Regions from separate parts of the Homo sapiens genome. Here region 2 is linked to region 1. A link is a contact called in ENCODE Hi-C or POLR2A ChIA-PET data. All regions are on one chromosome and are shown on one strand. Each heading gives the region's core, a stretch centred on a gene start or an enhancer-like site at or near the end of the contact. The rest is flanking DNA. Distances are from core to core; before and after follow the strand shown.

Region 1 (3,699 bases), core at 595-3,094:
TAGAATAAAGCATTCATTCCCCTAGTTGCGAGACTATCGCAGCTGATGTCTTTTAGCTGAATCCCACTCCAGGAATTGCCCAGAGCCTAAGACAGTCTCTCCACCTCCCTGGAAGCAGACCACATCCAGTGACTGGCCACAGAGTTATAAAAATTCAACCCCTCGCAAGAGTCATCCAAGTCCTTAGTGCCCCATGGGCTGGCTTGATTCTTCTATCTTGATTGCAGCACAGCCCACCTCCTCTCTCTGCCCAGTCCTGCTTTCTTCACTGCCCTATAGGTATTGATTTTGAGAGCGATTCTCCACAGATTTCCATCTCAGCATCTCTTTCCCTGGGGCATCCAGCTTAAAACCAAGGTTGATCAATTTAGTTACTTATAAACATTAAACGATGACAGCAGGCCTAAGCAACAAAGCAAGACCCCATCTCTATCGAAAAAGAAAAAAAAATCATCTGAGTGTGGTGTCACACACCTATAGTCCAGATACTCAGGAGGCCAAGGCGGGAGGATAGCTTGAGCCCAGGAGTTTGAGGCTGCAGTGAGCCATGATTGCATCACTGCACCCCAGGCTGCACTACAGAGCAAGAGTCTGTATCAAAAAAATAAAATATAACAGCAGCACCATCACCAAATTTAGAAATCATTTAAGAGTGCCAGTGTTTTGGCTGGGTGCAGTGGCTCACGCCTGTAATCTCAGCACTTTGGGAGGCCAAGGAAGGCAGATCACGAGGTCAGGAGATCGAGACCATCCTGGCTAACACAGTGAAACCCCCTACTAAAAATACAAAAAAATAGCCAGGCGTGGTGGTGGGCGCTTGTAGTCTCAGCTACTCGGGAGGCTGAGGCAGGAGAATGGCATGAACCTGGGAGGTGGAGCTTGCAGTGAGACGAGATCGAGCCACTGCACTCCAGCCTGGGCGACAGAGCAAGACTCCATCTCAAAAAAAAAAAAAGAGTGCCAGTGTTTTTAATCCATTTGTAATTAAAGATAATATGACATGAAGTACTAATTGGTGTCCATTCTTTTAGTTTTGTCACTCTAAAATCTGTACCCACACTGTTGAGTATTGCTTCCTAACCACAAATCTGATCATGGCAATCCTTTGCTAAAGGCCTTCAGTGGCACTCAGTGGCCTTGAAGACAATGGCCGAGCTCCATGGTCCACAGGTCTCTTCACAACCTAACATCTGCCTTCCTGTGTACCCCTTCCACTGACCTGATTCAACCCTGGACCCATGGCGTTTGAGTTATGCTGTTTCACATCCTCTTGCCTGCCTTTGAACCTGTAGTTTTCTCTGCTTAGCAAATCCCTTTTTATTCTTTAAGGCCACCTTTTCTGAAAGCCTTCCTTAGCCCTCATACCCAGAGTTCCTAACACCCTCTTGTGCCTCTACTCTATACTGTACACTTTTTATTGTTGTACATATCATTGTAAACATCTGCCCATTTCTGCTGCTCAACTGCACTATCGTTTCCTTGAAGTCAGGGACTATGTCCTATTTAATATCGCCCCCTTCAGTGCCAAGCCCTTCCGAGACACTCAAAAAGCCTGCCTCACCCTGATTTCATTAGGAAAATAGTATAGACAAGACACAAAACATATTTGTAAAAGTGATGCCTTACTAGCAACCATTTTACAATTATGAAATCCATCATAGTAGAAAGGTTACCTTTCACTAGGCCCTAATAAAGGAGGGTCTATTAGTCCATTTTCACACAGCTGATAAAGACATACCCAAAACTGGGAACAAAAAAAGATTTAATTGGACTTACAGTTCCACATGGCTGAGGAGGCCTCAGAATAATGGTGGGAGGCAAAAGGCACTTCTTACGTGGTGGCAGCAAGAGAAAAATGAGGAAGAAGCAAAAGCAGAAACCCCTGATAAACACATCAGAGCTCGTGAGACTTATTCACTATCACGAGAATAGCACGGGAAAGACCAGCCCCCATGATTCACTTACCTCTTCCTGGGTCCCTCCCACAATACGTGGGAATTCTGGGAGACACAATTCAAGTTGAGATTTGTGTGGGAACACAGCCAAACCATATCAGAGGGGCAGATGTACAACGTTTGTATTGTAAATGTAGCTGCCGGGCCCCAATCTCCGCCAAGTCTCAGAGGTCTACAATCAGAGGACTCCCACAGACTACTACATTTTCATACTCACCCACTTCCGTTAAACCCTCTAATTAGCAGTTTCCACTCTGTTAACAACTTGTCATGAGTATTTATTTGTCTTCCGGTTGACTTAAAATGAGAGAAAACACAGTGGGCAAATCAGAGCAACACCTGAGTGAACTGTTTATGTTCACAAGTGTGAAAGCTACCAAAGCCATCCATGAATTGAAGAAGAACTCTTGGTTTGCCAATTAACAGAGAACAAGAGTATGCTTCCAGAAACCTTCCTGGGGGGCGCTGCATTTTAAAATTGACCATTGAGAACAGCAATGATGAGCTCAACAAGAGATATAATCTTACCCTCCTGACAATTTGTGTTCAGAAGGGACAGTGTTCTAGCAGAAAAGTCAGTGACTTTCAAGTTAGAATACTTGTGTTTCAATTCTCTTAAGAGCATGTGGCCTTCAGGAAGATATTTAACTTCGCTTAGCTTGACTCTCCTCATCTGTAATACAGAATTATCTGTAACTCACACCATACTTGTGAGAATTAAATAAATAAGGTCATATGTGAGAAAGTGCCTAGTCTAGGCTCTTGCTTGATTAAGGTTTGAATAACTCTTCACTCAAAGCAAGAAGTGTTTTCACCAAATGCATTTTCCTTATGTTGTAAAACCCAAGCACAGCAAATCAGAAGAAATTGATTCTTATGGATTAATATCATCATTCAAACTCACCGGCATGAGTTTAAGATATGTTGATTTTGAATTTCTCATGTCAATCTTCTATATAATCAGAAAATCACTTTAAGAAGCTATGACAGACTGCCAACCATATATACGAGGCTGAAATACATTTGATTTTTTTCCCTAAATAAGCTGTTTGAAGAATGACAGCTAGATAGTAAAAAAGAAAATCAACCCCTCTGCAAAGTTAGTAGCTTTATATACCTTTTCATCCCAGAAAATACCTAAGCAGATTAAAAGCTTTCTACACTTCTGAAAAGCCCATTTTGGTCTCACCACCTGTGTTCTAAATTGTACAATAATGGAATTTTAAAAGGTTGTGATAGTAAATCTCTCCAATCAACGTATTATAAAACCAACCCCACCAAAAATTTACCTCCACAGCACAGTATGGAAAACCAACTGCTCAGATCTGAGAAATGTAAAATGTTGAGCTTATTTTTTTAATCATGTTACTCATTGATTGTAAGGTTGGTAATACTTAGACACAATGCTTGAATTGAGAAAAAAATAATCTACAAGCTTTTGTGTCTTTTGGTATGCAAAATGATAAGTCCTGTCAAGTAGACTAGAGGATAAAGCAAATCTTTATTAAATAAACAAAAAACTATTAATCGGCCTTTGCTGTAGCCCTGCTTGATGCAAGTTATATTACTTGTCAAGACTTTTGTTTAGTCACAAATAAAAGGTTCAGTGGATAAAGGTTTGGCCTTTCGCTACATGTTTTCTGCCAAACTGTGACCTGAAATGAATGAATTGGTATTGAGTGGGTCCTCCTGACTCTGTAATTTAATGCTGACAGTAATTAGCTAACAAGGTGGTGTTATAATG
Region 2 (3,699 bases), core at 366-2,865, 78 kb before region 1:
GTTATTGTTTCAGTATGGGGACAGTTTCCCTGAGGGACTTTATTATAGTTCCATATTTAGTGGTAAAATTTACTAGAAGACAACAGCAACCCACACAGATAGGTTTTAGAACCCTCAGGGATAGAGACGGAAAATGCTGATAAAGGATGCTGACCAGCTGAGGTGGCTGAAGACAAAGAAAAAGTATCAACTATGGCCTTGGGGTTAGTTCTAGAAATAAGGAATACAGTTTTGTAGGCTTGCAGCCCTGATATTTATTTATGAGACTCTTTTCTCTTATTTTCTCTTCCTTTCTCCTACTCTTTTATATATGGTGCTGTCATAGAAGTAAGCTTTAGAATTTAGTCCAGAATATTGAAGAATGACCTAATGGAACCAGAGATGCTGGTTCTGGGGCTAGATATAGTAACTGTTGTGCCTTGACCACATACCACCTGGATGAGGGGTGCTAACATTACTAGACAGGTACATTTTTTATTGTTTAATGTTAATAAGGGGGAAAGACGATACGTTAACATTGTACAGCCAAGTGGGTTACAGCGAACAACCATTATTCTTTGTGTTCTCCAACATCTGCACACTGTTACGATGGCTGGAGATACCCCAACTTTATAAGACTGACCTCACCGCTCACGAGTGAAACTGAAAATGCCAGACACTCACTTCCCAGATTCCCCCTCAGACTTTGGGAAGGTGGCTTGAAGAAGCAGGGATTGCAAAGAAGCTATTCTGGTGAGAGTAACAGCAGGCATGGAAGCTGCACTTGGCTTCCAGAGGCGGCAGCAGGTATGAGTCTATCAGTAGCACCCGTTGTTCAACATTGGTATGGTAGTATTAGGTTGCTGCAAAAGTAATTGCAGTTTTGGCCATTGCTTTCAATTGACCGTTGCCTTCAATGGCCAAAACTGCAATTACTTTTGCACCAACCTAATAACACTATCTTCACAGGCTGTGTTCTGATGCATAATGTGAGCACTGTGCTGGCTACAGAACCTCCAAGCCTGGATTTCCAGACTTATCAGAGATTCTGTGAGTCACCACCATATTTCAGCAAATCCCCTTTCTGCTTTAATTAATAAGAGTTGGTTTCTTTTGCTTGTAACTTAAAACCGTGACTGATGCTTTCAGGTTCTGGAGGAAGTAAGATTTTATAATTCTCAAATCCTGTAAGGACTAAACTTTCAACATCTTCAGTTGAAACAACCTTTGTTCATTCTCTTCATTACTTCATTGATTTTGTTCATTCAGTCATTCAGTCATTTAGTTGTTCATTCATTCATTCAGCAACTACTTACTGAACCTTTACTCTGTGCCAATTGGCAAAAACAGACATGGTCCCTCCTCTCATGTACATGTAGTTTAGTAGGCAATAATCACACAAATAAATGTAAAGGTGCAACTGTGATAACTGTTCAGGAAAGAGCCATATTATAGGGAGAATTAATCATCATCAAATCCAGGGAAGACTTCTTTGAGCAACTGATGACTGAGCTGGAATCTGAAAAAAGAGTGAAAATTAGCTATGTCACAGGACAGGAGTGAAAGATGTTTCAGACAAAGGAAATAGTATGAGCAAAGGCTGTATAGCAAGTTGAGCAAAGCGTCTTTGAGGAACTGAAAGAAATTTACTATGACTACAAATAAGACAGCAGAGGGAAGCAGGCTGTGAAGAAACAAGTTTGTGGAGTCGGTGGAGACCATAACATGGCAAGCTTTGTAGCCTGTATTAAGGATGTTCTCCTTTATCTAAAAGAAGTAAAAAATCATGGTAGTATTTTAAGTGGTAGCTGGGGAGGTGGGAGAAATGTAACATGCTCCGCCTGCATGTAAAATGTTTTGGAGAGGAGCAAGAGTAAATACAGGGAGACTGGTCAGGGGATCCCAGTAGCCCAAGCAAGAGGTGATGAAGCCTGGACTCAGAAGCAACAAGTAAGTGGCAGATGAGAGGATGGATGGGAATCATATTTGGAAGTTAACATTTTCAGGATTTGTGGTTGATCAAGTGTGGAAAGTGAAAGAGACAGAACAGATGCAGTCACCATTCACCAAAACAGGAAAACACCAGAAAAGGACCAAAAAGGAAGAGAACTGTCTTTGGAGAGAATCATGGCTATTTCTTCTAATGTACTACACTCCTCAGCCAATCACCTCAGATTAAACAGATTTTATTTTCAGTGATCAAAAGTAGAATCAGGCTCTGACCTCAAAAATATCTGCCCTCTGCTCACAGATGCCTAGTCTTTTTACAGTAATGAAAGGCCAAAGCCTGAGTCAGCACACTCCACAATTAGAGATAGTGTTGCATTCAGTTTCCTAGAGCTGACAATGTTGCCACAAACCAGGGAGCTTAAAACAAGAGAAATGTATTCTTTCACAATTCTGAAGACCGGAAGTCCAAAATCAGAGTGTTAGTAGGGCCATGTCCCCTCCAAAAGCTCTCAGAGTGAATCTCTTTCGGCCTCTTCCAGCTTCTGGTGGCTCCTGGTGTTCCTTGGCTTCTGGTAGCATAACTCTAATCTGCCTCCTTCTTCACATGGCCTTCTTTCTGTATGTCTCTGTGTCTCCTCCTTTCTCATCTCTTATATGAACAGTCATTGAATTTAGGGCCCATCCTGAAGCCAGAGTGATCTCATCTTGAAATTCTTAATCTCACTACATCTGTAAAACCCTATTTTGAATTGAGGTCATATTCACAAGTACTAGGGGTTAGGATTTGGACATATCTTTTGGGGGCCACTATTCAACCCACTACAGATGTACAATGTTAACAGGTTGCTTAGATACACGTAGACGAGTTTTACCTGAAACAGCATTTCTCAGAGTGTGTAAGACAAACATTAGTTCCTCAAGATACTCAAAAAAAATTGTTACCATGGTCAAAGTTTGGAAAACATTGAACACTCTATACCCTTCTTATGATTCCTAATTTACATACACACACTAAAGTTTCTGAAAAGTCCTGCAGTAATGAAACCCATTCAAGTTGCTCAACCCAGAACTTTACAATCTTATTTGATGCATAATCTTTTCCTTTTGGTGACAAAGCACCTGCCCACTGATATCTGAAACACTGTCCAAGGGCCATACTCACAGTATGCTAAGATACCATCAGTTAGCAATCAGTGATAAATAGTTTGGGGTTGTGGATTTTTCTCAGTTTTGGTGAGGAAGAAAAATGAAAGAAGGTCTTAAACATTGAAGGCTGGGGAGGGAATGACCACTGGATCCAGGAGGGAGTGAGTGCTGGGGTTGACTGGGCAGAATGTTAGCAAGTAACAGAAAGCTGTGATTGGTGGCTCAAAAGAAATTTTGCTCAAAGAATTTTTTGTTCACCTCACAATGTGAGGAGACAACACAAGCTGGGAAACAGGTTTTTGGTTGATTGCTTGGACTTTTTATTTGTTGGGTTTTTTAAGTCAAGTAAAAGCACGTACAGGCAACTTTGTGATTTACAGTCGTTTTTGTTTCGTATTTTCTCAAGCATGATGATTTCCTTGTAAAAGGGCATGTTTCCCATGGGTTTTATTAATCGAAGTGCCACTGCAACTACATTTCTGTCATCCTGAATTCCCCCTGTAGTTGCTGTGAAAAGCAGTCATCTTTTTTCCTTTAGTTTCTCCATTACTGAATAAATGTAACAGAGCAATGTCTTGGTCAATGAGAATCCTGATGCTTCATGAGCTATAAACCTATGTGTGA

What was found. Hi-C counts contacts between places; a loop is a spot of excess contacts on that map. ChIA-PET counts read pairs that join two places held with the same protein, here RNA polymerase II (POLR2A). Pooled maps may share reads with other maps.
Region 2: a pooled map shows a loop between it and region 1 (3-fold over the local background). The contact joins the enhancer-like site here to the promoter of LINC01317 in region 1. A Hi-C loop is called at or near these places in 1 of 168 maps with a recorded cell type or tissue (IMR-90) and 2 of 50 pooled maps. POLR2A ChIA-PET finds 5 or more read pairs at or near these places in 2 of 52 experiments (H1 and activated CD8-positive, alpha-beta memory T cell).

The regions. Positions count from the first base shown.
Region 1 is chr2:33,705,031-33,708,729 of GRCh38, reverse strand. It overlaps LINC01317 (long intergenic non-protein coding RNA 1317), which reads right to left and starts at 1,844. Exons shown (of 7, transcript NR_126403.1): 1 at 1,777-1,844.
Region 2 is chr2:33,783,272-33,786,970 of GRCh38, reverse strand. The region is part of intron 1 of LINC01317 (long intergenic non-protein coding RNA 1317); the gene reads right to left. Among named protein-coding and RNA genes, the nearest start is that of LINC01317, 78 kb to the right of the region's middle. Within about 2 kb of position 1,615, at least 2 of the 41 ENCODE cell types and tissues checked have a DNase peak (open chromatin) inside an H3K27ac peak, as active enhancers do.